3 separate regions of the Homo sapiens genome follow, and all the other regions are linked to region 1. The links are chromatin loops, found by intact Hi-C in ENCODE. Cell type or tissue: CD4-positive, alpha-beta T cell. All regions are shown on one strand. Links, peaks and the distances in the headings refer to the core of each region. The heading gives the core; the rest is flanking DNA. Region 1 holds the start of SLC6A8 (solute carrier family 6 member 8). Region 2 overlaps HCFC1 (host cell factor C1). Region 3 overlaps PLXNB3-AS1 (PLXNB3 antisense RNA 1).

Region 1 (9,458 bases), core at 12-5,011:
ATTCCCTGGGTGGCAGAGGGGCCCTAGGCCCCCAGGGCTTCCACCCCCACGGTCACTTGGGGCGATGGCCATGGAGGACACACACGCTCAGACACGCGGGCTGTCCCTAGTGCTGCAATTCCCTGTTTCAGGCAGCACAGTGAGGGCACGTGCATGTGTGCATGTGTGCCAAGGCTGGGTGATCAGGCCTGGGGGGCTCATCCAAAGGCAGGGAGCGCGACTGTCCTGCCCTTGGACGCTTGCCTGCAAGTGTGAGGTCTAAGGCAGAGGGTGGGTGGGTCACAGTCCCCTGCTGGTGGGATGGCGATGTGCAAGGACAGAGGGATACAGGTGCGGAAGAGGGGCCAGGCCGGCCTTAGCAAGGCCAGGGAGTCAGGCTCTGCAGGAGATAGGCAGGGCGTGACACAGGCCTATCTCCTGAGGCCAGCAGGCTGGGGTGGGGGTGGCAGAAGGGCAGGGAGAGCTGGGTGCCACTACCCCCTTCTCCTCTCTGGGCCTCCTACCCTTGCCCTGGCTGGGCTCGCTCCACTACTCAGAGGCTGAGCTTGGCTGCAACTTGCCTGACTCCAGGTCCCAGCATCCTTCTCCTGACCTTGGGCAAAGGCCTTTGCTCTGGACCTCTGTTTCCCACCCATCACCGGGTCACTTCGGCTTCCAGCAACCCCAGTGCTGTTTTGTAGTCACAGGACACACGCGTGCCCATCGCTGTTGCTAAGCTGGGCCCGGGCGGGCGGGCGGGCGGGCGGGCATGGGACGTGCATGCAGTGTGTCCAGTGGCGGCGCCAGGCGGGCCAGGCCGCAGGCTTCCCAAGCCTGGCTCGGGCACCCAGTGTTCCAGGCCCGGGCCAGAGGGGAGGGGCGGGAGGGCCGCGAGGGGAGGGGAGGGCAGGGGGAGGGACAGAGTGGCCCATTGTGTGTGTGTGTGTTCGTGTGTGTGCACACGTGGGGGGCCCACACAATGTGCCGCTTGTGTGCCCGACCCGTGGGGGCAGCCAGGGCTCCTTACCTCGCGGAGACCCCAAGGCGCAGGCCTGCTTTCCCACCTCGGCGGCCAATCGCTCCTCCCAGCCCGGGAGTCTGGGGGGCAGCCTCGCGGGCATCGCCGGCCCCCTCCCCCCACCATGCCAGGCACATGACTGCGAGGGGGGTGGAGGCGCCCGGCCCGGCCACCGAGCGGCAGCGGCGGACGAGGGGCGGCCCCGACCCCCGCGTGCCCGGGGGCCACCCGTTGCCCGGACTTCACCCCTCCGCGGCGGCTCCGGGGGTCGGGCGGGGGCCGGCGGCCTGCTGGGGGAGGAGGCCGCGGCGGGCGGGGGAACTCACCTCCGCCGTTCTTGTAGCACAGGTAGGGGAAGCGCCACACGTTGCCCAAGCCCACGGCGAAGCCCACGCACGACATGATGAAGTCCATCTGGCGCGTCCAGGTCTCGCGCGGCGGCACGGCCAGGCGGCCGCCGGGTGTCCCCAGGCCCACGGGGCCGTCGCCCTTGGCCGGGGCCCCGTCGGGCCCGGGCGCGATGAGGGGGCCCTTCTTCTCGTCGCCGGACACGCTATAGATGCCGTTCTCGGCGCTCTTCTTCGCCATGGCCTCGGCGGGCCGCACGGCCGGGCCGGGGTCGCGGCGCCTCACGGGGGGCGGCGGTCAGGCGGGGGGCACCGGCGGCACCGGGGAGGGCCCCGAGGGCGCGGGCCGGCCGGGGGCCGGGGGGCGGCCGGGCCGGGGGACGGGGCGGCGGGCGGGCGGCGGGGTGCGGGGCGCGGGCGGCGCAGTCAGAAGCAGTCCACGAAGCACTTGAAAGTGAGCCTGAAGAATCTCATGTGTGTCGGGGGCCCGGGGGCGCGCGGGCGGCGGCGGGGCCCGGCCGGGCGGCGGCGGCGGCGGCGGCGGCTCCCGAGGCTCCTGCCCGCGGCTCGGGCGGCGGCGGCTGCGGCGGCTCCTCGCCCGACCCGAGGCTCAGCCTAGCGGGGCGCGGGCGACATCGGCGCCCGCGGTCTGCAAGCGGCGGCCGGAGCAGGGGCCTGTGGCCCGCGCCCCCCGCCCCGGCCGGGGCCCGCGGAGGCTGCCCGGCTGGCCCGCGACTCCGGTGGCGGTGGTGGCGGCGGCGGCGGTGGCGGCGGCGGCGGCGGCTCGGGCGCGCCTCGCCCTCTCCTTCCCGGCGGCGGCGGCTGCAGCCGCTCTCGGGGCCGCGGCGGGCTCAGCGACTCGCCACCTCGCTCCGACTATCCCTCTCTTCCCCGTCCCCGGCCGGCCGCCGCTTAAAAACCGACTCCGGGGTGATGTCACTATCGCCCCACCCCCACGGCCGGCCGGCCCCCCTCCCCCTCCCCCTCCCGCATCCCTCCCTCCCGCCCTCCTCGTCACACTCCGCCCACCTCCTCCCTGCCCTCCTCCCGGGGAGGAGACGCCGCTCCAGCGGGAGGCAGGATGGTTGCTACCTGGGGCGGCCGCCAGCTCCTCCCGCAGGGCTCCGGGCCGCCCCTCGCCCCAGGGTCGCCGGCTCCTAGTGCAGCCCAGGCTTCCCGGCCGGCCCCTCCCAGCCCTGGGAAGACGTCCCCCGGGCCCCCTCAGCCCTCCGCCTCCCCTTCTCTCCCTTTCTCCCCGCTCCTGGCAGGCTGCAGCCGTCTCCTCCCGGTGCTCCCTCCTTCCTTGAGCTCTCTCCACCGCTGCCCACTGGGGGCTACAGCTTCCCGGCTACCCTGGAAGCTGGAGGCCGGGACCAGCTCTTCAGGTGACAGGCCTCTGTGTCTCCACAGTGGGCAGAGGGGAGCCTGCCTGGCTGATGAGCAAGCCTCGACTTTGTCATCAAGGCAGAGAAGGGGCCCGGGTAAATGACCCCGGCGGCCCCCACCCCTGCCTGGCGTGAGAGTGGGTAGGGGCTTCGGACTTGAGGGGACTGGAGCGGGAACAAGGCAAGGCTGCCCCCTGGTGCCTGGCAGGTGCACAGACCCTTCCCCAAAGGCCTCAGGCCTGAGGTCCTGGCTGCCCGCCCCCCACCCACCCCGTGTTCCTCTCCCCAGGACCCCCCAGGCCTCCCTAGCAAGAGCCAGCTTGTTGGGCTGCCTCTCCGCCGCCAGCTGAGCAGCTTGTTTAGAATTTTCTAGGGCTAAGAGTAGCCTGGGGGTGGGGTGGGGAAGGAAGTGGTCATTGTCCTGGCCTGGGAGGTAAAGTGTGCCCCCCTCAGCTTCAAGCTCCCTGATCTGATCGTGGACACTGCAGTCCCCAGATGGCTCATCCCGTTAAGCTAAGCCCGCGGCCATCCGTCCAGCTTTAGGAAGAAAAGCAGTTCCGGCCCAAGCCAGATTGAGCTTGCTGGGTGAGGGAGGGACAGTGTCCCCACCCAGGCTTGGAGGAGGAGCCTCAAGGGGTGTGTGTGGTTGGGGGAGACAGGCGGTGTCACCTGTGCTTAGACCAGGGGTGGTGGGTGGGTACCCCTGAGGTGGCAAGGTCACACTGCTCATCAGAAGTTTCTCACTAGGGTCTTCTCTGGCCCAGCCTTTGACTGAAGCTGGTCTGGAGACAGGGGCATTAGAGAAGTGACTCATAGATGGCCTAAAGAAGCGGGGCCACTCAAGGACCCAGGACAGAGGGAAGAGGGCCAACCCAGCTGGACCACAGGCAAACCCCATTGCCTTTGAGAGAAAGAAGAGGACCCGGTGAAGTAGGCTCGGAGGGCCTCAGCCCAGCAGGAGTGCGGGGTGGGCGCGTGATGTCATCGAAGGGAGGACGGTGACCTGGGGGAGGGCCGCTTTGAGGGAGAGTGCAGGCCACGGCCAGACAGCTCTGGGAGCCGCGGGCAGGGGAGACTTTCAGATGTTGCTTGTCAAAGGGGTGGGGGTGGAAGGGAGAGAAAGCAGAGGCTCGAGAAGGATGTAGGAGAGCTGATGGCACTTTGGGGAAGTGACCACTGCTGCGGTTACTCCTCCGGTGGGTTCCGAGGCCAGGGACAGGATCATGAGGGAGTCGCCACCCCTGACTGCTGCTGCCTTTGTGAGATCAGAGGAGGCCGAGGCAGAGGGCGAGGTGGCCAGGCTGGAGGGTACTGGAGACAGAAGTGAAGGGTGGGGGGCTGTCCAGAATGGCTGCCACTGCTCCATGGACCCTCGGAGTGGGAGCCCCCACATCTGAGGGGAGGTCCAGTGGGCCCCCATACCTGACTCCCACGACCTCCTGGAACTGGGCTCTTCTCCAGGCAGCCACCCCTTCCCACACCCACCTTCTTCCCCGCCCTTTGCCAGCCCAGCCTGGGGTGCACCCACTACCAGCCCCTGGGCCAGGCCCTGCCTCCCGCCCCCAGCTGGTCTGGACCCCATAGTGACTGTGAACTCCTCCTCACGGCCTGGGCCAGACCCCAAACTGCATTCTCTGAGCAGCCAGAGGGACCCTCCTGAAGCACAAATCTGACCAGCCCCTCCTTTATCTCATCCCTTCTTTGGGCTTTTCTGTGCCCTGGAGGTAGAACTAAATTTTTCTCCAAGACTACGAGATGGAGTGTGATGGGGCTGTGCCCTCCCAGCCTCGGGGCGTTCCCCCTGAGTTTTCCCTCCACGCGGGGCCCACAGCCTGGGCTTCCCTTTCTCTGCTGACCTCCAGGACTCTGTCCCAGGAGGCTCCTGAGGGAGGTTCAGGAACCCTCCCCACGTCGGCCACCCTGGGAGCCGCCCCTGCCCAGCCAGGGCGAGCTGGGCCTCTTTGAGCAGTGCATGAAGTTCAGGCTGGTAAGGCTGGAGTTCCCGGCGGGGAGCTCCGGCCGGAGCTCTGGTCTCTGTCACAGGCTCTGACCCGGGCGGCCAGTGACAGGGTCTTCTGAGGCTGCTCCCACGAGCTGCTGAGCAGTTGGGGGAACAAAGGCAAAGCGATTTCCATCCCTGGCTGGGTCCTCTCCCACGTCCGAAGGCTTCAAAGCGTTCTCGGGCTTTGTCAAGGCGCGTCAGGCTCGGCCCGGGGGCAGCAGCTGCTGGGGAGGGGCAGGGTGGGCTCTCCAGGCCCCCAGCTGAGGGCCGGGTAGCTGTCCCCCGCCAGCCCTTTCCAAGCCTCCGCCTGTCTTGCCAGGCCCTTGTGTTCTACTCACTGAAGGGGGGTTCCGAGCATGTGCAGGAGGGGGTGGGGGTGCCCTGCGACCTGTGCCCAGCCCAGAGCTCCTATGGTGGCTTCTGGGTGAGAAGCAAACTGTTCTCTGGGGCAGAGGCGACCGGGGAGGGGCGGGGGGAGAGCTGCACCCTCCCCTTACCGTGTCCCAGGGAGTGGGCAGCCTTTCAGGCCCCAGCTGGGGCTGGGGGGTTGGAGTAGGAGCTGAGGAGGAGGGAGAGGGGAGGAGAAGGGGAGCTGGGGGGAGGGCAGGGGAGGGGGGCTAGCCGGAATGCTCCTGTTTGTTGGGGGAGGCCTGAGAATTGGAGCCAGCGCCCACTCAAGCCTAGGGCAGCTGCGGACCGGGGAGGGGCTGGGTGAGGGGCCACCGGGCCCTGGGGTGACTGGTTATCCTGGGAGGATGGGCAGCTGGAGACAGGATGGGGGCGCCTCCTCTTCTGAAGGCGAGCCGGGCACAATGAGCTTTGGAATTAGAATAAGCTGGGAACAAAGGGGGAGCCAGAGTCCACCTGGAAGGGCTTTGTACTTCCAGCTCCTGGGGAGGGGGCCGACGTGCGGCTGCAGCCAAGCGGAGAACAGAAAGAATGGGGCTGGGGGCGAGGGCCTGCAGCAGGGCAGGGATGGGGGGCAGCAGAACCCCCCACCCGCGCCCTTCCCACCAGCTGTGCTCGTTTACACAGACCCGCAGAAAGGAGGCTTTGCTTTGTTTTTTACATTTTATGTAAACTTTTATTAGGCTGGTTTTATTTGTTTTATAGATTGAGAGGGTACAAGCGCGGTTCTGTTACATGCATATATTCCGTGCAGACCCATCACCCTAAAGCTGCCTTGCAAAAACTGTAACAGTAACAAAATTCTGCCAGTGAGAGAGCTGATCTAACCAACCCTGTCTGCATTTACCCTCCAAACTGTTTTTGGTCTTTCCTGGGCATGGGCCAAGCTAACTTTGGGAGAAATTTCGTTTATAGTTTAAATGATAACAGACCTTCCCAAGATGAAACCGCCTTTGTAAAAGTAATGAAAGGCCATCAGGTGAGGAGGATGAGAGGGGCCTGAATTCTGCTAACATGGAAGCATTCATGATGACCAGCCATTGTTCAGAGCTCAAGAGATTTGTAACTTCTCCAATTACTCCTGTAGATAATGTCACTATTGTAGAACCTAAGGTTGGCTTTTTGAGACGTCTTTGCAGGTTTTTGCATTTCTCACTACCAGATGGCTCCACCCGGACCACATAGACCTATGACTCAAGGTCCTGTGGCCCTACCTAAAAGCAGACTCAGCTCAGCACACAAGAATCATCCCCCACCCAACCAGTCAGCAGCACCCATTCCCTAGCCCCCTGTCCGCCAAACTATCTTTAAAAAATCCTAGCTTTCGGGCTGGGTGCGGTGGCTCACACCTGTAATCCTAGCACTTTGGGAGGCCCAGGCGGGTGGGTCACTTGAGGTCAGGAGTTCAAGAGCAGCCTGGCCAACATGGTGAAACCCCTGTCTCTACTAAAAATACAAAAGTTAGCCGGAAATCGCTTGAACCCGGGAGGTGGAGGTTGCAGTGAGCCAAGATTGTGCCACTGCACTCCAGCCTGGGCAACAGAGTGAGACTCTGTCTCAAAAAAAAAACCTAGCCTTCAGGGCTGGGCACGGTGGCTCATGCCTGTAATCTCAACACTTTGGGAGGCCAACATGGGTGGATCACGAGGTCAGGAGATCAAGACCATCCAGGCTAACATGGTGAAGCCCCGTCTCTACTAAAAATACAAAAAATTAACCAGGTGTGGTGGCACGGGCCTGTAATCCCAGCTACTCAGGAGGCTGAGGCAGGAGAATCGCTTGAACCTGGGAGGCGGAGCTTGCAGTGAGCCTAGCTCATGCCACTGCACTCCAGCCTGGGCGACAGAGCGAGACTCCATCTCAAAAAAATAAAAAATAAATAAATAAATCCCAGCCTTCAAATTTTCAGGGCAGCTGATTTGAGTAATAATAAAACTCCAGTCTCCTCTACGTGTATTCAACTCTTTCTCGGCTGGGCCTGGTGACTCACACCTGTAATCCCAGCACTTTGGGAGGACCAGGTGGGCAGATTGTCTCACACGTCCATGTGAAGAGACTACCAAACAGGCTCTGTGTGAGCAACAAGGCTGTTTATTTTACCTGGGTGCAGGCAGGCTGAGTCCGAAAAGAGAGTCAGCAAAGGGTGATGGGATTATCATTAGTTCTTATAGGTTTTGGGATAGGCGCTGGAGTTAGGAGCAATGTTTTGTGGGCAGGAGGTGGATCTCACAAAGTACATTCTCAAGGGTGGGGAGAATTACAAATTACAAAGAACCTTCTCAAGGGTGAGGGAGATTACAAAGAACTTTCTTAAGGGTGGGGGAGATTACAAAGTACATCAGTTAGGGTGGGGCAGAAACAAATCACAATGGTGGAATGTCATCAGTTAAGGCTATTTTCACTTCTTTTGTGGATCTTCAGTTGCTTCAGGCCATCTGGATGTATATGTGCAGGTCACAGGGGATATGATGGCTTAGCTTGGGCTCAGAGGCCTGACACAGATCACTTGATCCCAGGGGTTCGAGACCAGCCTGGGCAACATAGCGAAACCTTGTCTCTACAAAAAATTTAAAAATTAGCTGGGGCGGTGACACGCACCTGTGCTCCCAGCTATGGGGAGGCTGAGGCAAGAGGATCACTTGAGCTCAAGAGGTCAAGGGTGCCGTGAGCCGTGATTGTACCACTGCACTCCAGCCTGAGAGACAGTGCGACACCCTGCCTCAAAACAAAACAGGCCGGTGCGGTGGCCCACACCTGTAATCCCAGCACTTTGTGAGGCCGAGGCAGGCAGATCACCTGAGGTCAGGAGTTAGAGACCAGCCTGGCCAACATGGTGAAACCCTGTCCCTACTAAAAATACAAAAATTAGCCAGACACGGTGGTGCGTGCCTGTAGTCCCAGTTACTCGGGAGGCTGGGGCTGGAGAATTGTTTGAACCCAGGAGGCGGAGGTTGCAGTGAGCTGAGATCGCGCCACTGCACTCCAGCCTGGGTGACAGAGCAAGACTCTGTCTCAAACAAACAAAACAAAACTTTATTGTAATTCCCCTGTCTTGATAAATTGGCTCTATCTATCTGGGCAGTGAGCAAAATGAACCCATTAGGTGGTTACAACCTGAATAGTGAACGTTGTACCCAATAGGTAATTTTTCAACCCTCACCTTCTAGACTAGTTTTAGATGTACAGAAAAACTGTAAAGAGGGTACCAAGAATTCCCATACAGCCCACCCCCATCTCCCGCCTTATTAGCCTCTTATGTTAGGACAGCTCATTTATTGCAATTAATGAATCAACATCAGTTATTGCAAACAATGAATCAACACTGTTAGTATCTAAAGCCCATAGTTTATTCAGGTTTTCTTGGCTTTTCCCTAATGTCCTTTTTCTGTCAGGATCACATGTTGCATTTAGTCATCCTGTCTCCTGAGGCTCCTCTTGGCTGTGACAGTTTCTCAGACTCCTTGTTCTTGGTGGCCCTAACAGCTTCGAGGAGGACTGGGCAGTGTGTTGTAAAACAACCTCTGTTGGGAAACTTTTGCTGTTTCCCATGATCAGGTGGGCCTCAGGGGTGATCAGGAGGAAGACCACGGGGGTGAAGCGCCTCATCGGGGGCCATGTAGACCTGGAACGACCGGCTGGGGTCCTGTTTGTCGGGTCTCTCCACTGGGAAGTGACTGTTCCCCCTTTCCATACCGTGCTCTTGGGAAGGAAGCCGCTCCGTGAGGCCCAGTTAGGGAGCGGGGCCACCTCCTGGAGGGGCAGTATCTACACAAGTAATGTTTTGTTCTGTGCAGGAGTGTTGTCTGTTCTCCCACATTTATTTATGTAATCATTTATTTATAACGGTATGGACTCATAGATGTGTACCTTATATTTGGTTTTAATCTAACACAACTCTTTATTTTCTTGCTCAAATTTTCCATCTTGGACCATTGGACTCTCTTTCGGTTGGCTCCTGTGTCCTTTGTCCTTTTTTTTTTTTTTTTTTTTTTGAGACAGGTTCTCACTCTGTTGCCCAGGCGGGCGGACAGTTGTGTGATCTCCGCTCACTGCAACCTCCGCCTCCTGGGCTAAAGCAATTCTCCCACTTCAGCCCCCCAAGTAGCTGGGACTACAGGCACCCACCACCACGCCCGGCTAATTTTTGTATTTTTTGGTAGAGACAGTTTCACCATGTTGGCCAGGCTGATCTCGAACTCTTGACCTCAGATGATCCACCCTCCTCGGCCTCCCAAAGTGCTGGGATTACAGGCATGAGCCACCGCGCCCAGCCCTGAAGGCTAGGTTTTTTTTTGAGACAGAGTCTCACTCTGTTGCCC
Region 2 (5,000 bases), core at 1-5,000, 270 kb before region 1:
AGATTATAACGAAGCAGGGCTGGCCTTCAATCCCCATGGCACAGCTGGGTGGCACAGCAGCTCCTCTCTCCCGAGCCTTCTATGCAAGCAGCTCCAGAGTGCCCCAGCCTGTGCAGGAGGAGCTGCTGGGAAGGAGACAGCAGCAGCCTTGGCCCAACTCTTGCCTCCTTTCCTTCAGGTGTCACGACCCTAGGCACAGTGACAGGCACCGTCTCCACCAGCCTTGCCGGGGCGGGGGGCCACAGCACTAGTGCTTCCCTGGCCACGCCCATCACCACCTTGGGCACCATTGCCACCCTCTCAAGCCAGGTGATCAACCCCACTGCCATCACTGTGTCGGCCGCACAGACCACGCTGACAGCGGCAGGCGGGCTCACAACCCCAACCATCACCATGCAGGTAGGGCAGGGCCTGAGGCCACGTGTGGGCGAGGGACCCCACACAAGTGGAAGCACGTGAGGCTCACGCCGTCCGTCCACAGGCCTTTCCTTCCTGGTGTTGCGCTGCTGCCGGGTGCAGCCATGGCAGGCCTTTCCTCACCTGGGGCATTTTCCCTGGTGTCACATGGTCCCTGTGTCATAGTCCGTGGTTTGGCTGTCATGGTTTGGCCATGCCTGGTGTTTGAACACCGGGTTCTTCCTCTCGCAGTGTTCTACAGGACGCCGCAGCTCGTCTGCATGTGTGTGCAGTGTTCTGTTCATACATATTAAGGAAAACGGTGAAACGTTTGTTGTTGGCCTTTGAGCATTGAGGGGGATTTCCATTCTCTGACAAAGGACTTGACTTCAGCCAGCCTCCTGCCTTCCCCTTGCCCTGTCCTCACAGCCTCTTCCTCATCCCAGTTGCCTTTGAGGCAAAGTGGTGCCTCTTCCCTGGCCTCTGAGCAAGTCAGTGTCTTGGGGGCAGGGGTGAGTGGGTCTTACGTCTGCCAGGGCCGTTGAGAAGTGGTCAGTGGTCCCAGCCTGTGTGGTGACAGTGCAGGACAGTGGGAGGGACAGGCAGACAGCCAGCTGCAGCACTAACTCTCCTCCTCGTGTGTCTCCCCAGCCCGTGTCCCAGCCCACCCAGGTAACTCTGATCACGGCACCTAGTGGGGTGGAGGCCCAGCCTGTGCATGACCTCCCTGTGTCCATTCTGGCCTCCCCGACTACAGAACAGCCCACCGCCACAGTTACCATCGCCGACTCAGGCCAGGGTGATGTGCAGCCTGGCACTGTCACCTTGGTGTGCTCCAACCCACCCTGTGAGACCCACGAGACTGGCACCACCAACACGGCCACCACTACTGTTGTGGCTAACCTTGGGGGACACCCCCAGCCCACCCAAGTGCAGTTCGTCTGTGACAGACAGGAGGCAGCTGCTTCTCTTGTGACCTCGACTGTGGGCCAGCAGAATGGTAGCGTGGTCCGAGTCTGTTCGAACCCGCCCTGCGAGACCCACGAGACGGGCACCACCAACACCGCCACCACCGCCACCTCCAACATGGCCGGGCAGCATGGCTGCTCAAACCCACCCTGCGAGACCCACGAGACGGGCACCACCAACACTGCCACTACAGCCATGTCGAGCGTCGGCGCCAACCACCAGCGAGATGCCCGTCGGGCCTGTGCAGCTGGCACCCCTGCCGTGATCCGGATCAGTGTGGCCACTGGGGCGCTGGAGGCAGCCCAGGGCTCTAAGTCCCAGTGCCAAACCCGCCAGACCAGCGCGACCAGCACCACCATGACTGTGATGGCCACCGGGGCCCCGTGCTCGGCCGGCCCACTCCTTGGGCCGAGCATGGCACGGGAGCCCGGGGGCCGCAGCCCTGCTTTTGTGCAGTTGGCCCCTCTGAGCAGCAAAGTCAGGCTGAGCAGCCCAAGCATTAAGGACCTTCCTGCGGGGCGCCACAGCCATGCGGTCAGCACCGCTGCCATGACCCGTTCCAGCGTGGGTGCTGGGGAGCCCCGCATGGCACCTGTGTGCGAGAGCCTCCAGGGTGGCTCGCCCAGCACCACAGTGACTGTGACAGCCCTGGAGGCACTGCTGTGCCCCTCGGCCACCGTGACCCAAGTCTGCTCCAACCCACCATGTGAGACCCACGAGACAGGCACCACCAACACCGCCACTACCTCGAATGCAGGCAGCGCCCAGAGGGTGTGCTCCAACCCGCCATGCGAGACCCACGAGACGGGCACCACCCACACGGCCACCACCGCTACTTCAAACGGGGGCACGGGCCAGCCCGAGGGTGGGCAGCAGCCCCCTGCTGGTCGCCCCTGTGAGACACACCAGACCACTTCCACTGGCACCACCATGTCGGTCAGCGTGGGTGCCCTGCTTCCCGACGCCACTTCTTCCCACAGGACCGTGGAGTCTGGCCTAGAGGTGGCGGCGGCACCCAGCGTCACCCCCCAGGCTGGCACCGCGCTGCTGGCTCCTTTCCCAACACAGAGGGTGTGCTCCAACCCCCCCTGTGAGACCCACGAGACGGGCACCACTCACACGGCCACCACTGTCACTTCCAACATGAGTTCAAACCAAGGTAAGTGAAGGTGGCCAGCCTGGCTTTCATGGTCTCCCAGCCCCCCAGGCTGAAAGGCCAAGACAACGATGGCGGGGGTCCGTCCAGAGTCCACCAGTCAGGCTCCTTGGCACCCAATTTACCAGTGGGGAGAGCTGGGGCGTCCTGGCTGTACCTGAAGCAGACAGAGGTCTCCAGGAGCCTGTCCTGCCTTATCTGGCCCTCCCCTTGGTGGTAGAGGAAGCCTGTGGTGGTCAAGCCAAGTACAGGCCGGGGGGGCTCCTGCTGAGCAGCCGCCTGCCTGTCGCCCCCACAGACCCCCCACCTGCTGCCAGCGATCAGGGAGAGGTGGAGAGCACCCAGGGCGACAGCGTGAACATCACCAGCTCCAGTGCCATCACGACAACCGTGTCCTCCACACTGACGCGGGCTGTGACCACCGTGACGCAGTCCACACCGGTCCCGGGCCCCTCTGTGCCGGTAAGAGCCCAGGGGGCCGTGTTCTTCCCCGCCTTCCCGGCCTACGCCCGTGCAGTTCCACACTCAGACGCCAGATGTCGCTCTTGTACCAGGCATGGGGCCGCTCCTGGTCCCTTTTCCGGACCATAAAAGGGCAGCCTCGGTGCCTGCTGCGGCAGGAGGCAGGAGCCTCACCGTCCCCCGCATCTCTGGGGCGCTTTTATTTCTGGGACTGGTTCTCATCGCGTGTCACTTCACCGCAGCCTGTATAAGACATGGCGGGGGTCTGAGTGCCCATTTGTCCAGGCCAGGGTGACTGAGGACGGGTTAAACCTGACCGGGGGTCTCAAGGGCCTTTCTCCTCATGCTGGTCAGAGAACCACTGTCCCCTCCCTATTTAACATGGGCTGGAGCTGGCCCATCAAGAATGAAAACTTAGGCCCACAAGGAAAGGTGAGGGCTGGCTTGCTTCTCAGCCCTGCTGCCTGGCTCTGGCCCCTCTCCTCCCCTCTGACAGGGGCTTCTCTCCCTTTCTAGAAGATCTCATCAATGACTGAGACTGCCCCAAGGGCTCTGACTACTGAAGTCCCCATCCCGGCCAAAATAACAGTGACCATAGCCAACACAGAAACTTCTGACATGCCCTTCTCTGCTGTTGACATCCTGCAGCCCCCAGAGGAACTCCAGGTGTCGCCAGGTCCTCGCCAGCAGCTGCCGCCACGGCAGCTTCTGCAGTCGGCTTCCACAGCCCTGATGGGGGAGTCCGCCGAGGTCCTGTCAGCCTCCCAGACCCCTGAGCTCCCGGCCGCCGTGGATCTGAGCAGCACAGGGGAGCCATCTTCGGGCCAGGAGTCTGCCGGCTCTGCGGTGGTGGCCACTGTGGTGGTCCAGCCACCCCCACCCACACAGTCCGAAGTAGACCAGTTATCACTTCCCCAAGAGCTAATGGCCGAGGCCCAAGCTGGCACCACCACCCTCATGGTAACGGGGCTCACCCCCGAGGAGCTGGCAGTGACGGCTGCTGCAGAAGCAGCTGCCCAGGCCGCAGCCACGGAGGAAGCCCAGGCCCTGGCCATCCAGGCGGTGCTCCAGGCCGCGCAGCAGGCCGTCATGGGTGAGTGCCGGTGCAACCCTGGGGAAGCCGGGCCGCTCGGGGGAGCAATAGGCCGCGGAGACAGCCTGGGAAGAGGAGCCCATTTCCCTCGAGGGTGGCATGAGCCAGATGTGATGGGGAGGACGAGCACAGGGGACCCCAGGCAGGCCAAGTAGTAGAGACTGCCGTGTAGAACAGGCTGGCTGGGGTTAGCGCCTGGGAAACAGGCAGGGCCCCTCGGCCAGGGCTTAGCCTACAGTGGAGCACGGTAGGAGGTGGACGGGGTCTCTAGGACAGGCTTTGGGGGCCTCCGCCCGGGCTGCCCGCTTCTGGCCAGCCTTCCTAGTAAGTAGTGTTTCTCTCGACCCTGGAGCAGGCACCGGCGAGCCCATGGACACCTCCGAGGCAGCAGCAACCGTGACTCAGGCGGAGCTGGGGCACCTGTCGGCCGAGGGTCAGGAGGGCCAGGCCACCACCATACCCATTGTGCTGACACAGCAGGAGCTGGCTGCCCTGGTGCAGCAGCAGCAGCTGCAGGAGGCCCAGGCCCAGCAGCAGCATCACCACCTCCCCACTGAGGCCCTGGCCCCTGCCGACAGTCTCAACGACCCAGCCATTGAGAGCAATTGCCTCAATGAGCTGGCCGGCACGGTCCCCAGCACTGTGGCGCTGCTGCCCTCAACGGCCACTGAGAGTAAGCGACTGAGGGCGAATTGGTGCTGGGGTGGTGGGGGCACCCAGGGAGGTGAGGGCAGGACGGGAGGCTCGGTCTCACTTGGGAGCCAGGTTTCCCGAGTCTTTCCCGCTGACACCTTCTTTCTTCCTAGGCCTGGCTCCATCCAACACATTTGTGGCCCCCCAGCCGGTTGTGGTGGCCAGCCCAGCCAAGCTGCAGGCTGCAGCTACCCTGACCGAAGTGGCCAATGGCATCGAGTCCCTGGGTGT
Region 3 (9,966 bases), core at 2,778-7,777, 67 kb before region 1:
AAGACATCGTAAAGTGAGTTGAGGCAGTATTTCCTTTTTCAGCTGTTCACTGGAACAGTTAGTCTAAGATGGAGATGATCAGTTACTTCCATGTTTGCTGGAGATCATCTGTAAAACCATCTAGGCCTTCCTTGTTTTTTATTTTCTGTTTTTTGTTTTGTTTCTTTTCTTTTCTCTTCTTTGTTTTTTTTGTTTTGTTTTGTTTTGTTTTGTTGTTGTTTTGAGACAGAGTCTCACTCTGTTGCCCAGGCTGGAGTGCAGTGGTACAGTCTTGGCTTACTGCAACCTCTGCCTCCTGGGTGCAAGCGATTCTCCTGCCTCAGCCTCCCGAGTAGCTGGGACTGCAGGCATGCACCACCACGTCCAGCTAAGTTTTGTATTTTTAGTAGAGACGGTGTTTCGCCATGTTGGCCAGTCTGGTCTTGAACTCCTGACCTCAGGTGATCTGCCTGCCTCGGCCTCACAAAGTGCTGGGATTACAGGCATGAGCCACCGCATCTGGCCTGGCCTTCCTTGTTTTTGTAGCTTCCTGCCTGTCCCCCTATAGATTTTAAACAATGAATCCAACTTCTGTAATAATTATGGGACCATTTAGGTTTTCTGTTTCTTCTTGAGTAATTTTTTTATTGTGGGAAAAAATACATAACACAAAATTTGCCATCTTTTTTTTTTTTTTTTTTGAGACAGGTCTTGCTCTGTTGCCCAGGCTGGGGTGCAGTGGCATAATCATTGTAACCTCAAACTCCTGGTCTCAAGCAATTCTCCTGCCTCAGCCTCCTGGGTAGCTGGGACTATAGGCATTCACCACCATGCCCAGCTAATTTTTAATTTAATTTTTTTTTTTGAGACAGATCTCACTTTGTCACCCAGGCTGGAGTACAGTGGCGTGATCTCAGCTCACTGCAACCTCTGCCTCCCGGGTTCAAGCAATTTTTGTGCTTCAGCCTCAAATTTTTAATGTTTTTGGTAGAGATGGGATCTTGTTACTTTGCCCAGGCTGGTCTCCCATTCCCAGACTCAATCAATCCTCCTACCTTGGCTTCCCAAAGCACTGGGATTACAGGTGTGAGCCACCATGCCCAGCCTCCAACTTTATTCTTTTGCATGTGGATATCAAGTTTCCCCTATACCATTTGTTGAAAAGACTGCCCTTTTCCCAATTTGTAGCCTTGATACCCTTGTCAAAAATCATCTGACCATATACTTGAGAGTTTCTTTCTGGGCTCTGGATTATATTCTGTCTCTGTCTTTATGCCAGGACCACACTGTAATATGTTTTATTTTGTAAATCAGGAAGTGTGAGTCCTCGAACTTTGTTCTCCTTTTTCAGAATTGTTTTGGTTATTTGGAGCCCCTTGAGATTCTATCTGAATTTAGGATGAATCATTCTATTTTGAGTCAATTTTTGATAAACAATATTTTTCTAGGAACATGCTTTTTTTTTTTTTTTTTTAGACAGAATCTAGCTCTGTCGCCCGGGCTGGAGTGCAGTGGCATGATCTTGGCTCACTGCAACCTTTGCCTCCTGGGTTCAAGCAATCCTCCTGCCTCAGCCTCTCGAGTAGCTGGGATTACAGGTGCCCGCTACCACGCCCAGCTGATTTTTGTATTTTTAGCAGAGACGGAGTTTCACTGTGTTGGCCAGGCTGGTCTTGAACTCCTGACCTCAGGTGATCCACCTGCGTCGGTCTCCCAAAGTGCTGGGATTACAAGCGTGAGCCACCGCGCCTGGCTGGAACATGCCCATTTTGTTTAAGTTTTCAAGTTTATTAGCATAAAGTGTTTTGGTTTTATTTTATCATTGATTTATTATTAATAAATGTCTTGGGTCAAAACCAGATGACGTTGCTTAATGTTCATTTATTGTTAACCTACAAAAATTGCAGTTTCATCTTGTTCAATCTAATACACACGGAAGAGCATATGCTGCTTAGATGAATCATCCCCACTGACAGCCATCATGGACCCTTCTTTTTCCCTTCGCAGTTAGTCCTAGCCTTTCCTTGGTTTTCTTTATACTTGTCCCAAATATGAATTAGCCTTAAACAATAAATTATTTACTTTTGCAACAAATTTTTTGGTTTTATTTTTTTAAATGTGTTAACTAGAATCACCATGCTGTACATCAGATCTCTGGAACGTCTCCATCCTGCATAACTGAAACTTGGTACCCTTTGACCAGCATTTTCCCATTTCCCCTACCCCAGTCCTGGCGGCCACTGTTCTGCTCTGTTTCCATGAGGCTGACATTTTTACTTTCCACGTGAGCAGCGTCATGCAGTATTTGCCTTTCTGTGCCCGGCTTACTTCACTTAATGTAATGTCCTCCAGGTTCCTCCATGTTGCAAATGGCAGGATTGCCTTCTTTTTAAAGGCTGAGTAGTGATCCATTGTGTATCTGTACCACATTTTCTTTATCCATTCATCTGTTGGTGGGCATTTCGTTTGATTCCATATCTTGGCGATTGTGAGTAGTGCTTCAATGGACATGCGAGTGTGGATATTGCCTCGACATACCGATTTCATTTCCTTTAGATACATACCCAGAAATGGGATTGCTGGATTGTATGGTCATTCTCACTTTAAATATTTTGAGGAACCACCATGCATACCATTTTCCATACTGTTCCAAAATGTTCCCTTTTCTCCACACCCTCGCCAAAGTTTGTTTTCTTTTGTCTTTTTGAAAACGATCATTCTAATTTGAGTGAGGTGGTGTCTCATTGTGGTTTTGAGTTGCATTTCCCTGATGATTGGTGATGTCGAGCATTTTTTTCTTTTTTTAAGATGGAGTTTTGTTCTTTCGCCCAGGCTGGAGTGAAGTGGCGCGATCTTGGCTTACTGCAACCTCTGCCCCCCGGATTCAAGTGATTCTCCTGCCTCAGCCTCTGGAGTAGCTGGGATTACAGGCGTATGCCACCACACCTGGCTAAGTTTTGTATTTTTAGTAGAGACAGGGTTTCACCATGTTGGCCAGGCAGGTCCTGAACTCTTGACCTCAGGTGATCCACTCACCTCGGCTTCCCAAAGTGCTAGGATTACAGGCGTGAGCACTGCACCCGGCTGATGTTGAGCATTTTTTTTTAATAGACCTATTGGCCGTTTGTATGTCTTCTTTTGAGAAATGCCTGTTCAGGTCCTTGCCCATTTAAATTGGGTTATTTATTTTTTCAATTTTCAATTTTTAATTTTTAGGAGTACATAGTAGGTGTAACTGGGTTATTTTAACTGGGTTAGAAAATACATTTGCTTGCTATTGAGTTGTATGAGTTCCTTGTGTGTTCTGTGTATTAACCTTGTATCAGATGGATGGTTTACAACTATGTTCTTCCATTCCATAGGCTGTCTCCTTCACTCTGTTGATTGCTTCCTCTGCTGTGCAGAAGCTTTTTAGTTTGATGCAAACTCATTTGTCTGTTTTTGTTTTGTTGCCTGTGCTTTTGGTGTCATATTGAAAAACTTATTGCCCAGACCAGTGCCAAGCAGCTTTTCACGTAAGTTTCTTCTAGTAGTTTTCTAATTTCAGGTCTCACATTTGAATCTTCAGTCCGTTTTGAGTTGATCTTTGTGCATTGTGTGAGATAAGGGTCTAATTTCATTCTACTGCAAGTGAATATCCAATTTTCCCAACACCATTTATTGACAAGACTGTCTTTTGTCTATCATGTATTATTGGCACCTTTGTCGAAGATCAATCAACTGTAAATGCATAGATTTATTTCTGGGTTCACTATTCTGTTACGTTGGTGTATGTGTCTGTTTTTATGCCAGAACCATGCTGTTTTGGTTACTATAGCTTTGTAACATATTTTGAGATCAGATAGCATGAGTCTTCCAGTTTTGTTCTTTTTGTTCAAGATTGCTTTGGCTATTTGGGGTCTTTTGTGGTTTAACATACATTTTAGAATTGCTTTCTCTATTTCTGTGAAAAATCTCATGGGAATATTGATAGGGATTACATTGAATGTGTAGATCACTTTGGGTAGTATAGACATTTTAACAATATTAACTATCCCAATCCATGAACACAGGGTATCTTTCCATTTATTTGTGTTTTCTTCAGTTTCTTTCATCTGTGGTTTACAGTTTTCGGTGTATAGGTCTTTCACCTCCTTGGTTAAACTTATTCCTAAGTATTTTATTTTTTATAGCTATTATAAATGAGATTGTTGGCTTGATTTCCTTTTTGGATAACAAAATAAATCTTCTTTGATGATTTCTTTTTTAGAAAGTGCATTGGCTGGGCGCAGTGGCTCACGCTTGTAATCCCAGCACTTTGGGAGGCCGAGGTGGGCGGATCACAAGGTCAGGAATCGAGACCACGGTGAAACCCTGTCTCTACTAAAAATACAAAAAATTAGCTGGGCATGGTGGCGGGCGCCTGTAGTCCCAGCTACTCGGAGAGGCTGAGACAGGAGAATGGCGTGAACCCGGGAGGCGGAGCTTGCAGTGAGCCGAGATAGTGCCACTGCACTCCAGCCTGGGCAACAGAGACTCTGTCTCAAAAAAAAAAAAAAAAAAAAGAAAGTGCATTGTTAGCATATAGCATATAGAAATGCTACTAGGTGAGGCATGATGGCTCACACCTGTAATTCCAGCACTTTGAGAGGCCAAGGCAGGAGGATCACTTGAGCCCAGAAATTCAAGACCAGCCCAGGCAACTAAACAAGACCCTGTCTCAATAATAGCAATAATATTAATACTAATTAGTCAGGCATGATGGTGCACATTTGTAGTCTCAGCTACTCAGGAAGCTGAGGTGGGAGAAGCCCAGGAGGTCAAGGCTGCAGTGAACTGTGATTGAGCCACTGTACTCCAGGTGGGGTGATAGAGCAAGATTCTGTCTCAAAAAAAAAAAAATAAAATAAAAAATAAAAGCTATTGTTTTGTATGCTGATTTTGTATCCTGTACCTTGACTGAATTCTAACAATTTTTCGGTGGAGTCTTTAGGGTTTTCTGCATACAGGATTGTGTGATCTGCAAACAGAGACAATTTAATCTCTCTCTCTCTCTTTTTTTTTTTTTTTTTTTTACGAAGTGTCACTCTGTTGTCCAGGCTGGAGTGCAGTAGTGTGATCTCGGCTCACTGCAACCTCAGCCTCTCAAGTTCAAGTGATTCTCCTGCCTCAGCCTCCCAAGTAGCTGGGATTACAGGCATGCACCACCACACCTGGCTAATTACTGTCTTTTTAGTAGAGATGGGGTTTCACCATGTTAGCCAGGCTGGTCTCGAACTCCTGACCTCAGGTGATCTGCCTACCTCGGCCTCCGAAAGTGCTGGGATTATATGTGTGAGCCACCGAGCCTGGCCTAATTTGGGTTTTTAAATGTTTTTTTTTTTCTTTTCTCATTGCTGTGGCTAGGCCTTCCAGGACTATGCTGAGTAGAAGTGGTGAGAGTGGGCATCCTTGTCTTGCTCCTGATCTTAAAGGAAGAGCTTTCAGCTTTTCACCATTCAGTATGATGTTAGCTGTGGGCTTGTCATATATGGCCTTTATGATGTTGAGGTATATTCCTTCTATACCTAATTTGTTGAGAGTTTCTTTTTAATTTTGTTTTTTTGGTAGAGACAGGGCCTATGTTGCCCAGGCTGGTCTTAAACTCCTGGGCCCAAGTGATCCTCCTGCCTTGGCCTCCCAAAGTGCTGGAACTACAGGCACGCACCAATGTACCTGGCTAATTTGTATTTGTTTGTTTGTTTGAGACAGGGTCTTGCTCTGTCACCCAGACTGGAGTGCAGTGGTATGATCCTGGCTCACAGTAGCCTCGAACTCCAGGGCTCAAGCCTCCAGAGTAGCTGGGACTACAGGCACACACCACCATGATTGGTTAATTTAAAAAAATTTTTTTTTGTAGAGGTGTCTTGCTATGTTGCCCAGGCTGGTCTGAACTCCTGGGCTCAAGAGATCCTCCTGCCTCGGCATCCCAAAGTGCTGGGATTACAGGCATGAGCCACTGCACCTGGCCAAGAGCTAATTTTTTTTTTTTTACATCATGAAAGAATGTTAAATTTTGTCAAATGCTTTTTCTGCATCAATTGAGAAATGATTTTATTCTCCATTCTGTTAACGTGGTGCATCACATTTATTGGTTTGCATATATTCAATCACCCTTGTATCCCAGGGATAAATTCTACTTGCTCATGGTGAATGAGCCTTTTAATGTGCTATTGAATTCGGTTTGCTAGTATTTTGTTGAAGATTTTTGCACCTGTGTTCATCAGGGATATTGGCCTGTAGCTTTTTTTCTTTTAGTGTTCTTGTCCAGCTTTGATATCAGGGAATTTTCTGACCTTATTAAATGAGTTTGGAAGCGTTCCCTCCTCTTTAGTTTTTTGGAAGAGTTTGAGAAGGATAGGTATTAGTTATTTAACTGTTTGGTAGAATTTACCAATGAAGCCATCAGGCCTGAGCTTTTCTTTGATGAGAGACTCTATTACTTGTCCAATCTCCTTACTCATTATTGGTCTGTTCAGATTTTCTATTTCTTCTTAAGTCAGTCTTGGTAGGTTGGATGTGCCTAGGAATGTATCCATTTTTTCTAGGATACCCAATTTGTTGGAGTATAATTATTCATAGTAGTTTCTTTTTTTTTTTTCTTTTTTTTTTTTTTTTGAGACGGAGTCTCACTCTGTTGCCCAGGCTGGAGTGCAGTGGCACGATCTCAGCTCACTGCAAGCTCTGCCTCCCGGGTTCATGCCATTCTCCTGCCTCAGCCTCCCGAGTAGCTGGGACTACAGGCGCCCGCCACCACGCCCGGCTAATTTTTTGTATTTTTAGCGGGGACGGGGTTTCACCGTGTTAGCCAGGCTGGTCTTGATCTCCTGACTTCATGATCCACCCGCCTCGGCCTCCCAAAGTGCTGGGATTACAGGCTTGAGCCACCGTGCCCGGCCTATTCATAGTAGTTTCTTACAATCCTTTGCATTTCTGTGGTATCAGTTGTAATGTCTCATTTCTGATTGATTTATTTGAGTCTTATCTCTTCTTAGTTGGTCTAGCTAGAGGTTTGTTGATTTTATCTTAAAAAAATCCCAACTCTTAGTTTCATTCATCTTTTCTGTTATTTTTCTAGTCTCTATTTCATGTATTTCTGCTTTGATCTTTGTTCTTTCCTTCTTTCTGCTGACTTTGGGCTTATTTTGTTCTTCCTTTTCTAGTTCCTTGGTGTGTAAAGTTAGGTTGTTTATTTGAGATCTTTCTTACTTCTTTTTTCTTTTTTTTTTTTTTCCAGTGACTCTCGTGCCTCAGCCTCCCAAGTAGCTGGGACTACAGGCATGTGCCACCACGCCCACTAATTTTTGTATTTTTAGTAGAGACGGGTTTTCGCCATGTTGCTCAGGCTGGTCTTGAACTTCTGGCCTCAAGTGACCCACCAACCTTGGCCTCCCAATGTGCTGGGATTATAGACGTGAGCCACCATGCCCAGCCTCTTTCTTATTTCTTAATGGAGGCATTTAAGGCTCTAAACTTCCCTCTCGGAATTGCTTTGCTGCACACTGCATTTTGTATGTTGTGTTTCCATGTTCATTTGTCTCAAGAGATTTTTTTTTTTGTTTCCCTTTTGATTTCTTCTTTGACCCATTGGTTGTTCAGGAGGGTGTTGTGTATTTCCACAAATCTGTGAGTTTTCCAGTTTGCTTTCTCTTAGTGATCTCTTGTTTGCGGTTGGGAAAGATGCTTAATGTGATTTGATCTTCTTGAATTTGTTAAGACTTGTTTTGTGGCCTGACATATGGTCTATCCTGGAGACTACCCCATGTGCAGCTGAGAAGAAAGCGAATTCTGCTGCTGGTGGATGGAATGTTCTGTGTATGTCTGCTAGGTCCATTTGCTCTAGAGCAGTGGTCCCCAATCTTTTTGGCACCAAGGACCAGTTTCGTGGAAGATAATTTTTCCATGGATGGAGGGTTGGGGGGTATGGTTTCAGGATGAAACTGTTCCACCTCAGATCATCAGGCACAACCTCGATCCCACACATTCGCAGTTCATGATAGGGTTCGTGCTCCTATGAGAATCTGATGCCGCTGCTGATCTGCCAGGAGATGGAGCTCAGGCGGGAATGCTCACTTGCCCACCAGTCACCTCCTGCTCTGCAGCCCGGTTCCTAACAGGCCACAGACTAGTACTGGTCAGTGGCCTGGGGTTGGGGACCCCTGGTCTAGAGTGTTGTTCAAATCCTGCAGCATTATTTTTTTTTAACTTCCCTATAAGTGGAATCATACTGGATATATTTTTCTATAACCTGCTGTTTTCACTCCACATGACATTTGTGACAGACATCCAAGTTGATGCACATAACCGTAGTTTATTCATTTATTTATTTTTTTAGACTTCTATGGTCTGACTCTGGGACATTTCTATTGCTGTATACTGTTTCATTGTATGACTCTAACATAGATCTTTTATCTGTTCTTCTGCTAATGGACACTTGGGTTGCTTCTGGCTTTTGCCTATTAAAAAACATTTAAACATTATTTTAAGCATTATAAACAATGATGCTGTGAGCGATTTTGTACATGCAATCTGGTGTCTAGGAGTGAAATTGTTAGCTTCTAAATGTGCACATCTTCAACTATACTGAATAATGCTCACTGTTTTCCAAAGTGGTTGTCCCAGTTTGCCTGCCCCGGGGAAGTGTGAGTTCCTGCTGCTCTGTAGTACTGCTAACACTTGGTATTGTCAGACTTTACATTTCTGCCAATCAGTGGATGCAAAAAGATACTTCACTGTGGGCCGGGTGCGGGGGCTCATGCCTGTAATCTCAGCACTTTGGGAGGCCAACGTGGGTGGGTCACCTGAGGTCAGGAGTTTGAGACCAGCCTGACCAACGTGATAAAACCCTGTCTCTACTAAAAATACAAAAATTAGCCAGGTGTGGTGGCGTGCACCTGTAATTCCAGCTACTTGGGAAGCTGAAGCAGGAGAATTGCTTGAACCTGGGGGGCAGAGGTTGCAGTGAGCTGAGATTGTGCCATTGCACTCTAGCCTGGGTGATAGAGTGAGACTCCGTCTCAAAAAAAAAAAAGGGTATTTTACTGTGGCTTAAATTTGCATCTCCACAGACCTTCTGTTCTATCTCTGGTCTTCTGTACAAAGTGGGGCAGAGATATGGGCATCTAGCATCTTCTTTGTTTTCTTCTTCTTTTTTTTTAATCTGCATAGCCAGTGCAAGGACAGCAGCTTCTTATAGAGACTTCCAATAAATCATCTTGTTCTGCACTCCCCAACACATACACACACATTGTTTCTGAGTTATCTGGTGCCTCCGATTCTTGTGCAAACCCAACTTTGCCACTGGCTGCCTCCCACTACTTTTTTTCCCCTAAGTGTTAAAACATTTATTCGAGATGGCAAAATTCCTACAAGTTTTCCTAGCATGTAATTGAGGAAAATAACACAATTTTTGTAATTATTAAATGTGAAGGGAAAATTCTTTTGGATGTATTTCTTTTCCTGAAATGCAGAGGTGGAGATGTCAGGTTGGTGAAAGGAGGCGGTATTTCAAATGGCTTCTTTTCCTGGTGCCTGGTAGCCTTTGACCCCACGACGTATCATGGTGCAACATCCTGCTCTTGTCAACTGGGGTCAGGTTTCTGGGAAAGGCAGGTTAGGTTAGAGCCCCTGTGCAAGCTGAGGCGGGACATTGGCTCCTTGGGACCATCCATGCTGAGCCCCTCCTGGACAGGCTTCATAATCCTCAGGGGAGCATGTGCCCCGGCATAAAGACTACTCTTCTAGAACGTCAAATCAGAGCACTGGCAAGGGAGATGCAGGGTCACATGGTGCCTTCTCCCTCCTTTCTGGCTGGAGACTTAGACCGTTCCAAACAGATGATGATTTACTGCATCACCGAGCATGGGCAGCATATGAGACCGAAAACACCCTCAATCACATCATTCTTGTATTCACCTAGTGGTCGCTGTGTACCTCCCACGTCAGGCACTGTACTACCAGACACTGAGG

The links. A loop is a pair of places that touch in the nucleus more often than their neighbours do. Peaks named below come from ENCODE experiments on the same cell type or tissue, not always from the same donor. Only the 100,000 strongest peaks of a DNase experiment are listed, where the experiment ranks them.
Region 2: it touches region 1 in a loop (5-fold over the local background); 2 of 110 quality-filtered maps call a loop at or near these places.
Region 3: a loop joins it to region 1, with 2.2 times the contacts of the local background. A loop is called at or near these places in 3 of 110 quality-filtered maps.

Annotation. Positions count from the first base shown.
Region 1 is chrX:153,680,702-153,690,159 of GRCh38, reverse strand. SLC6A8 (solute carrier family 6 member 8) reads right to left here and starts at 2,234. Exons shown (of 13, transcript NM_005629.4): 1 at 1,324-2,234. The coding sequence starts at 1,585. It also overlaps a transcript of PNCK not described here. In CD4-positive, alpha-beta T cell, for the core only: a CTCF peak has its summit at 2,674; DNase peaks (open chromatin) are centred at 2,319 and 2,919; H3K4me3 peaks cover 426 bases; H3K27me3 peaks cover 281 bases.
Region 2 is chrX:153,951,590-153,956,589 of GRCh38, reverse strand. HCFC1 (host cell factor C1) reads left to right here. Exons shown (of 26, transcript NM_005334.3): 16 at 179-399; 17 at 1,048-2,524; 18 at 2,820-2,983; 19 at 3,632-4,076; 20 at 4,432-4,749; 21 at 4,883-5,000. Among named protein-coding and RNA genes, the nearest start is that of RENBP, 9.4 kb to the right of the region's middle. RefSeq lists an enhancer at 2,898-3,137. In CD4-positive, alpha-beta T cell, for the core only: CTCF peaks have their summits at 2,841 and 3,043 (motif pointing right); DNase peaks (open chromatin) are centred at 613 and 3,059.
Region 3 is chrX:153,750,174-153,760,139 of GRCh38, reverse strand. All of the region lies in intron 2 of PLXNB3-AS1 (PLXNB3 antisense RNA 1), which reads left to right. Among named protein-coding and RNA genes, the nearest start is that of PLXNB3, 9.1 kb to the left of the region's middle. In CD4-positive, alpha-beta T cell, for the core only: no CTCF peak of the experiment used is centred there; no DNase peak of the experiment used is centred there.